2 separate regions of the Homo sapiens genome follow, and region 1 is linked to region 2. Evidence: chromatin loops called from intact Hi-C (ENCODE). Cell type or tissue: HCT116. All regions are shown on one strand. Links, peaks and the distances in the headings refer to the core of each region. The heading gives the core; the rest is flanking DNA.

Region 1 (4,397 bases), core at 137-4,136, 170 kb before region 2:
TTTAAGACTGTGGTTGACTTTGAGTAACTGAAACCATGGAGAGTGAAATGTGGTTAAGGAGGAACTGTTGTATACAGCTAATTGATTTTCAGAAAGTGGCCACACTCCTCTAACCACCAACCAGATGAAAATATATCATGTCACCATCATTGCAAAAGCCTTCACTCATACCTTCTCTCAGTTCCAAATTGTCTCACTCCACAGACATAATTGCTACCATGACTTCTGTCACTGAAGGTTAGTTTTGCCTTTTTTTGAACTTTGTATACATGCAATCAATAGAGTGCTCTAATTCTCTAATTTGTCGAGTTTCTTTTGCTCAACAGTATGTTCATAATATCCATCCATATTGTTATATGTAGCTGTAGTTTATTCTCGTTTCTTCAAAGTATCTCACCTCATGAATAAACCACTATTTATCTATTTTTTTGTTGACAGACATTTGGGTTGTTTCTGGTTTGGGGATATTACAAATAATGCTGTTGTGACTATTCTTTTTGCAGGTCTTATGGTTCAAATGTACTCATTTCTGTTGGCTATATTTATCTAGAAATGGAATTTCTCGGTCATCTAGCATGTGCAAATTCAGCTTCGGTAGAAAATGTCAGTTTTCTGAAGTGGTTCTACCAATTTACATTCCCACAAACTCTCCACACAAGTTCCACATGTTCCTCATCTTTGCCAGTACTTGGTATTTTTGTGTTTTTAAAGTTTAATCTAGAGTATGCTTGGTATATCATATAGTAAATCTGTGTCTCTCTGATGACTAAAGAAGTTGAGCAAATTTTTCACATTTACTGGACATTTAGATATCCTCTTTTGTCAAATATCTCCCTAAGTTTTTTGCCATTTTTCTATTAGATTTTTCTGGGTATGGCATCTCTTTGGATAATAGTATTTTCTTGTACATCCTGGTATGCCTTTTTATCCTTTTAATGGCTTTTTAATAATGAATCACTTTTTAAATTTTAATTTCTCGCAATTTATCAGTCTCTGGCTTCCTGTATTAAAATGCTTTCTTACATCCAAGATCATGAAAATATTTTCCAATGTAAAATTCTATAAGTTATATTTATTTGCCTTTACATTTAGTTTATAATCTGCTTGGAATTGAGTTTTTGGATGATAGGAAATGCAGGTCTAGCTACCATTTTCTCCCAATTGGAAATTCACCTGATACAGCATTTTATCAGAAAGACACTACAGGCACACTACATTGCTAGCTGATACTTGTCATAGGTGATTGTGTATGTGTTGGTTTGTTTCTGAGTTCTGTATTTTATTTCACTTTTTAAAAAAGTCTTTATTCTAATACCACACCTTATTAATTATGGTAGCTTTGTAACATGTCTTACACGTATTTAGGAGTATAAGTCCCTCATCTTTGTACTTTTGGATTGTCGTGACTATATTGTGTTCTTTGCATTTTAGCGTTAGTTTGCCAATTTCTACCAAAATTCTGCTGGGGTATTTATTTGGACTGCATTGAATTTACAGGCTAATATTTATGTTATTGCTTTTCCGTCTATGAACATGGTACATCTAATTTGGTTAAGTCTTAAATTCTTTTCAGTGGTGTTTTGTAGTTTTCATTATAGAGATCTTGCTCATTCTTAGATTGTTATTCGTGCCTGTTTGATATTTTTATGCTATTTAAAATGGAATAATTGTATTTATTTTCTAATTTTCTGCTACAGATAGGTATAAATAAAGTTGATTTTTGTATATAGACTCTTATTAAGAACACTCTCACTTATCAATTGTAGAAGTTTACTTATAAATTCCTTTCTCTTCAATTTTTATTTAGATTCAGGAGGTATATATGTGCAGGTTTGTTACATGAGTGTTTTGCATGATGTTGAGGTCTGGGGTATGAATAATCCTGTCACCCAGGTAGTGAGCAGAGTACCCAATAGGTAGTTTTTCAGCCCTTTCTCTTCTCCCTTCCTCTCCCTTCTAGTAATCCCCAGTGTCTAATTTTCCTACTTTATATCCATATATACCCAATGTTTAGCTCCCCCTTGTGAGAACATGCAGTATTTGGCTTTCTGTTTCTTTGTTAATTTGCTTAGGATAATGGTGTCCAGTTGCATTCATGTTGCTGCAAAAAAAATGATATTCTTTTTTATGGCTGTGTGTGTATGTACAAAATTTTATTTGTCCAGTTCACTATTGATGGGCTTTTAGGTTGATTCTGCGTCTTTGCTATTGTGTATAGTGCCGTGATGAACATATGAGTGCGTGTGTCTTTTTGGTAGAATGATTTATTTTCCTTTGGGTATATACCTGGTAATGTTATAAATTCTTTTCAGTTTTCTTAATATACAATCATGTTTCCTATGAATAATGACAGTCCTCCCCTTCCCCCAATCTTCATGGATTTATTTGTTTATTTATTTATTGTTTATTGTAGTGTCAAGGACCTCAAGTGTGGTGATAATTACAAGTGATAAAAGCAAGCATCTTTGTTTCAATCGTGATCTTGGAGGGCAAGATTTTATTTCACTATTATACATGATGTTAACTGTGGGTTTCTTTTGAGATACCCTCTATCAGATTGATGATAACACCTTTTATTTGTAATTCTCTAATAATTTATACCTATACATTATATTTTCAGCATCTATTTTGACCATATGATTTTTCTCTTTTTTTCCTCAGTAAATGGATTGGTTTTCCAAATGTTAAGCCAGCTTTGGCTTTCTGGTATAAAACTTACTTGGTTATGATGTAGTGTCACTTTTAGTCATTGCTAGATTTCATTTGTAAATTTTTAAGATTTCACATCTGTATGTTTGTGAGAAAATTTGGTCTGTAATTTTACTGTTGTACCCTTGTCAGGTTTGGGTATCAAAGTTAGACTACCTTCATAAAGTGAATTGAAAAATGTGGATTTTTTTTCTACTGCTTGCTTTGGGTTTAATATTTCTTTCATTTTCTTACATAGATTATTAGATCGTCACTTTCTCATCTTCCAACCCTGATATATTTGGAAGTAGGATCTGTGAGAGTGTAGTGAAGGTTAAATGAGGTCATAAAGAAGGGGCTCTAATCTGATAGGACCAGTGTGTCTTTATAAGAAGAGGGAGAGATACCAGAGATCTCCTTCTCTACCATGTGAGGAAACAGTGAAAAGGTGACCATCTGTAACCTAGGAAGTCAGCCCTCATCAGGAACCATAGTGGCCAGAGCTTCGATATTAGACTTTTTAGCCTCCAGAACTGTAAGAAAATAACTTTCTGTTGTATAAGCCACATGGTGTATGGTATTTTGTTAGGAAAGTCCTGGCAGACAATACAAGAGGTTAATCACTCAAGATCTCCCATCTATTAAAGCAGAGGAATAACTTTTGTAGGCTTAATACTGCTTTCTCACTTAGGAAAAGTTGAAATTAAGAACACACAGGAAGGGATCATTTCCTAAGGTTTATGTCCTCAACATCAAATTGAGTTGAAACTTGACTACAGGCCATCTGCTCATTCAAAGCATTACAATAAATCTGTCCTATTGATGATCAAAATGAGAGCTGAATTGGATGCAGGATTGGACATTGCAAGCTGTTCTCCCAAGTGGGATGGAAAGGTGCTCGAGGTATTGAAAAGGATTCTGCTGTTTCAGTTTGATTTTCATTCAGGATTGAAAAATTTTGAATGCAGTTGACCATGAGCTCCCTGTCTGGACATGAATTTGGATCCACTTAGCTGTCAACATGTGTCTGAGGAGTCCACATTTTCTCTCCCAGTCCCAGCCCAGGGGTGGCCAAGTGCTGCTTCAAGACAAATGCTCCCTTTGTCTGGATTTTAATGTCACCTTTAGTCAGAGCTGATCTGCCCAAAATCACTCTGAATTTTTTCCTCACCAGTGGCTAAGGTAATTAACAGCAGTGCTAAAAACATTCCCCCGCTCTGGGGGCTCTGGCCTTGTTAATTAAGACACTGTTCAAACATCCTTTTCAGCAAAAATTCTTCTGTGATACTCCCAGACTGTGTTAAGGATTCATGCTTTGAGCTCTTGGGGCTTATCTTTGTCATCATGCTGCACTGCAGTTACCAGTTTACTTGGCCATCTTCCTAGTAGATAAGGAACTTCTTGAGGATAGAGAGTGATTATTCTCATCTTTGCAGCTTCAGAGCCTAGCATAGAATCAGTCACCTTAGACGCAAAGGATCACAGAGTGCACTCTGTGAGAAATACATTAGAAAACAAGATGGACAGAATGACGTGGTTTGGGTTTAGGGAAGTTATATCCTTTCATTACACAAACAGAACAGACAAAACAGTCCAGCACTGTTAACTACTCCATCTACTATGTATTTGAGAGTCAAATTATGTTTGCTCTTATTTCCAGTGTTGATTCTTAGATGACATTTAGCCCCATAGTAAATTTTCTAAGATTT
Region 2 (4,397 bases), core at 212-4,211:
TCACAGATTAGACAATCTTCCCCTGGGAATTATTCTCTGACTTCCGCAGTTATACTACATTTCACGCACCCATGCTTGTAATGCCTGTTTTTCCCATCAGTCCGAAGCCCTGGGAAGGCAAGGACAGAGCCTGCCTCGGTCACTGTCATACTCCCAGCATCTACTTTAGCACGTACCATCCGTGGAAAGAATTTCCTTCTTATGTGTTAATATCTCATGAGTCCTTCACGTGTTTACTGATCCCTTAACCAGGCTACCCGTTTCACTACAGGATCATGCTGTGTGTGACAATGTTTCTCCTTAAAGGATATATGCTCCACCTCTGTGTCTATCTTCTGTTCATAGGTCTACATCTGATCACTAAGAGCCCTTCAAACCTCCCCCGAGTATGTGCGTATTTGAATACAGGTGCAATGCTCTCTGTAAGTCATCTCTTCTTCAGCCTACAGTATAAAAAACAGCTGAGGGCCCTGGGAACATCTGGCCTGGGGTAGTACTTGACCATCCAGAGCCTTCTCCTGACAATTTTTCAGTCACTCAAAACACCTTCAAAGTGTAGCATCAAAAGCTCAGCACCACCAAGAGTGGTCTGACCAAGGCAGGTTAGAGAAAAATTGTTACATTCATGGCTTCAATCTTTTTTCTTTTGTTAATGTCACTTTCAGCTCATGTTGATTTACCAGATAGCTTTGTTTTGCTGATTATAAAGGCCTTGCAGCCAGCAGTCATCTGTGTGAAAAAGACTCCTGGGTCAGCACTCATTCACATCTCACCTCGACCTGACAACATGCACTTTGTTTTACTTATTAACATTTTAGGGAACAAGCACAGCATGTTTCATCTACTCTTGTTCTATTTTATTTTCCTTTTGAGAGAGAGTCTCACCCTGTTGCCCAGGCTAGAGTTCAGCGACAGGGTCTTGTCTCACTGCAGCCTCAACCTCCTGGGCCCGAGTGATCCTTTCTCCCCAGCTTTTGCCTCCCGAATAACTGGGACTACAGTCGTGTACCACCACACTCAGCTAATTTTTTAATTTTCGTAGAGACAAGGTCTCCCTATGTTGCCCAGGCTGGTCTCAAACTCCTGGCCTGAAGCGATCCACTTGCCTCGGCCTCCTAAAATGCTGGGATTACAAGCTGTGAGGCCTTAGCCTTGCTTTAGAATGTATATGGTAATTGGACTTTCTAGGTGCTATTGTGATTACAAAAGACTGTAATATGCGATGCTCCTGAGACTCTACACGAGGCCAGAATTCCATATTATATTTCACTTAACCAGAACTTGCTTTTGGTAGAAAAGCTTCTATTTAGCAGTTGGTAAAATTATTTAGTGCAATAGTGATCTGTTTGGAAAATTAAAAAAAAAGGCCAGGCACAGTGGCTCACGCCTGTAATTCCAACACTTTGGGAGGGCGAGGCAGGCGGATCACTTAAGCCCAGGAGTTTGAGACCAGCCTGGGCAACATGGTGAGGTTCTGTCTCTACAAAAAATAAAAATAAAAATAAATAAATTAGCGGGGCATGGTGGTGTGTGCCTGTGGTCCCAGCTACTTGGGGGTTGAGGGAGGAGGATCACTTGAACCCAGGAGGTCGAGACTGCAGTGAACCAAAATCGTGCCACTACCCTCCTGCTTGGGCAACAGAGCAAGACCCCATAAAAAAAAATAAATTACAAGTGACACTGAATTTAATTTTCGAATGAATTTTCTCTTGTTCCAGCGTTGCAGGGGGGAGTGAAGGCTTTAACAAGAAGGGATGATTTAGAATTAGACAAATTTGGGATTGCATCTCTTTTCTACCACCCTGTAAATCAATCACCTAGAGTATTAAGCGGGCGGGGTAAAGGATAAAGTTACTTTCTTATGTTAAACTACACATCTATGTGGATAGATATGATCTTTTAGTGTGCGCATCTGTGCTGAGTATACTGAAGCATGCATGCAACTCGTCCTAGTTCTTTGCTTTTTCCCCCTCGGTGGCTTAAGTCTAAAAGAGGTGCTAAAAAGATGGCAGCTCCTTCTGAACCTTGCTTGGAATTGGTGGCTCAGTGGCCTTGCCTCAGCTTGGGGGCGGTGTGTGTCTACGCAGAGCAGTCACACCTACGTGGACAGTAACAGGGCGCTCTTGGTTAGTAGGTGCACATGTGGGTCGGGGAGCAGAGACAGGAGGCTCCGCAAAGAAAGCCTCGGAGCCAGCCCGGCTCAGTGCCCAGCCGCGAAGCCGTAGCGCCCTCTGGTGTGCCCTGAACATATTGCATGGCGTCACAAGGCGGTTGGGACCGCTTGGAGCATCTCTGAGCCGACGCTGCCATCTCCTGGTGAGAGTCGCTTTCAGCAAATCTCCAGACTATTCAGCGTTCTAGGCTAGGAGCCACAAGGACTGGGCCACTTTCGCCCGAATTCCCAGGGTCCACTTTTGGAAGGCATGAAAACACACAGGAAAGACTAGTTGGCTGCCAGCAGAGCCCCTGATGACTTCAAAACATCCTCTGGGCCCGCCTTCCCCTACACAAATCTTTACCACTGCACTTTTGTATGTTTGGCGAGGGGGTGGTTGGGTTTTTTTGTTGTTGTTTTGCGATTTTGTTTTTTTGAGACAGGGTCTTGCTCTGTCACGCAGGCTTGAGTGCAGTGGCACAATCACAGCTCACTGCAGCCTGGACCTCCCTGGACTCAAGTGATCCTGATGCCTCAACCTCTTGAATAGCGGGAACCACAGGTGCACCCACCACGCCCAGCTAATTTTAAAAATATATTTTGCAGAGGTGGTGGGGGTGAGGGTCTCACTGTGTCGCCCAGGCTGGTCTAAAACTCCTGGCCTCAAAGGATTCTCCTGCATCAGCCTCCAAAACTGCTGGGATTACAGGCATGAGCCACGGTACCCACCCTGCTGCACTTTACAAACCACCCTGTGCTGCTTGTTTTCTTTCTGGTCTTTGAGGCCCCTACATGATTCTGAAGCAAATTATGTGAAGATGTTGTTGTCAGTGGTAGGAATTAAGCAACTTTACCAGAAAGTAATTTTTCCATGTTATTTATGCATGGAAACAAATATGTATTCTAAAGCAATATATACTGTTATATTTACTGTTTAACCTCATAGAAACCTTGCAAAATAGAAGCCACTTAAAGCCTCACACCCAAACCTCTATTGGAACCTTTTCACTTGGCTTTGTGTGTACTTATAGAACAAATTAAACACATAAATACTAAAAACAAAAAGCAGCTCATAATCCTCTCCTTTTGGCTTTAAAAAAATTATTTAAAGGCTTAACATGTATTAATTTAAAGGAAATGGCATGAAATGAAGAAAATGTCTCCTCATCCTGTCTTCCCAAGGGAAACCTGTGTAAATCATTCCTCAAACATCCTCCTAGGTTAAAATGAAGACACCTGCCATGTATATGTAGACAGTATTAATCTCAGTCCACACAGGTGTGAAAAAAGCTGCACTCTTTGTATAGTCCGTTCTCCCATTGTTACAAGGAACTATCTGAGACGGGGTAACTTATGAAAAAAAGAGGTTTCACTGACTCACAGTTCCGCAGGCTTAACTGGAAGCATGGCTGAGAGGCTTCAGGAAACTTAAAATCATGGCAGAAGGCGAAGGGGAAGCAAGCATCGTCTTACTGGGGCGTCTTACCAGGGCAGAGCAGGAGAGTGAGTAAGAAGGGGGAGGTGCCACACACGTTTAAAGGATTAGATCTCCTGAGAACTCAGTATCGTGAGAACAGCAAGGGGGACGCTGACGTGCAAGATCCAATCACCTCCCACCAGGCCCCTCCCCCAATTCGACATTGGAGATTTGGGTGGGAATACAAATCCAAACCATATCAGCTTTAATTTTTATAACTAACTTATTTTCGGGTGGCCCACATTTTGACAGGTGGGTGGTAATTATATGCTCCAACTGTTACCGGAGAGGGGTCCTGATCCAGACCCAAGAGAGGGTTCTTGAGTCTCCCGCGGGAAAGAATTAGAGGTGAATCCATAAAGCGAAAGCAAGTTTATCAGGAAAGTAAAGGAATAAAGAACGGCTACTCCATAGGCAGAGCAGCGGCTTGGGCCGCTCAGCTGCTCAGACTTAGTGTTACTTCTTGATTACATGCTAAACATGGGGTGGATTATTCATGAGTTTTTTGGGTAAGGTGTAGGCAATTCCCAGAACTGAGGTTTCCTCCCGTTTTTAGTCCATATAAGGTAACTCCCTGACATTGCCATAGCATTTGTAAACTGTGATGGCATTGGTAGGAGTGTGTTTTAGTATGGCAATGCATTGTAATTAATGTATAATGAGCAGTGAGGACGACCAGAGGTCACTTTCATTGTCATCTTGGTTTTGGTGGGTGTGGCCAGCTTCTTTACTGCAAGCTGTTTTATCAGGAAGGTGTTTGTGATG

What was found. Hi-C counts contacts between places; a loop is a spot of excess contacts. Peaks named below come from ENCODE experiments on the same cell type or tissue, not always from the same donor. Only the 100,000 strongest peaks of a DNase experiment are listed, where the experiment ranks them.
Region 1: a loop joins it to region 2, with 2.5 times the contacts of the local background. A loop is called at or near these places in 7 of 110 quality-filtered maps.

Annotation. Positions count from the first base shown.
Region 1 is chr16:77,404,498-77,408,894 of GRCh38, reverse strand. All of the region lies in intron 3 of ADAMTS18 (ADAM metallopeptidase with thrombospondin type 1 motif 18), which reads left to right. Among named protein-coding and RNA genes, the nearest start is that of ADAMTS18, 28 kb to the left of the region's middle. In HCT116, for the core only: a CTCF peak has its summit at 2,039 (motif pointing left); a DNase peak (open chromatin) is centred at 2,054; H3K27me3 peaks cover 484 bases.
Region 2 is chr16:77,234,089-77,238,485 of GRCh38, reverse strand. No RefSeq gene overlaps it. Among named protein-coding and RNA genes, the nearest start is that of SYCE1L, 37 kb to the right of the region's middle. In HCT116, for the core only: CTCF peaks have their summits at 2,071 and 2,276 (motif pointing left); a DNase peak (open chromatin) is centred at 2,263; H3K4me3 peaks cover 357 bases.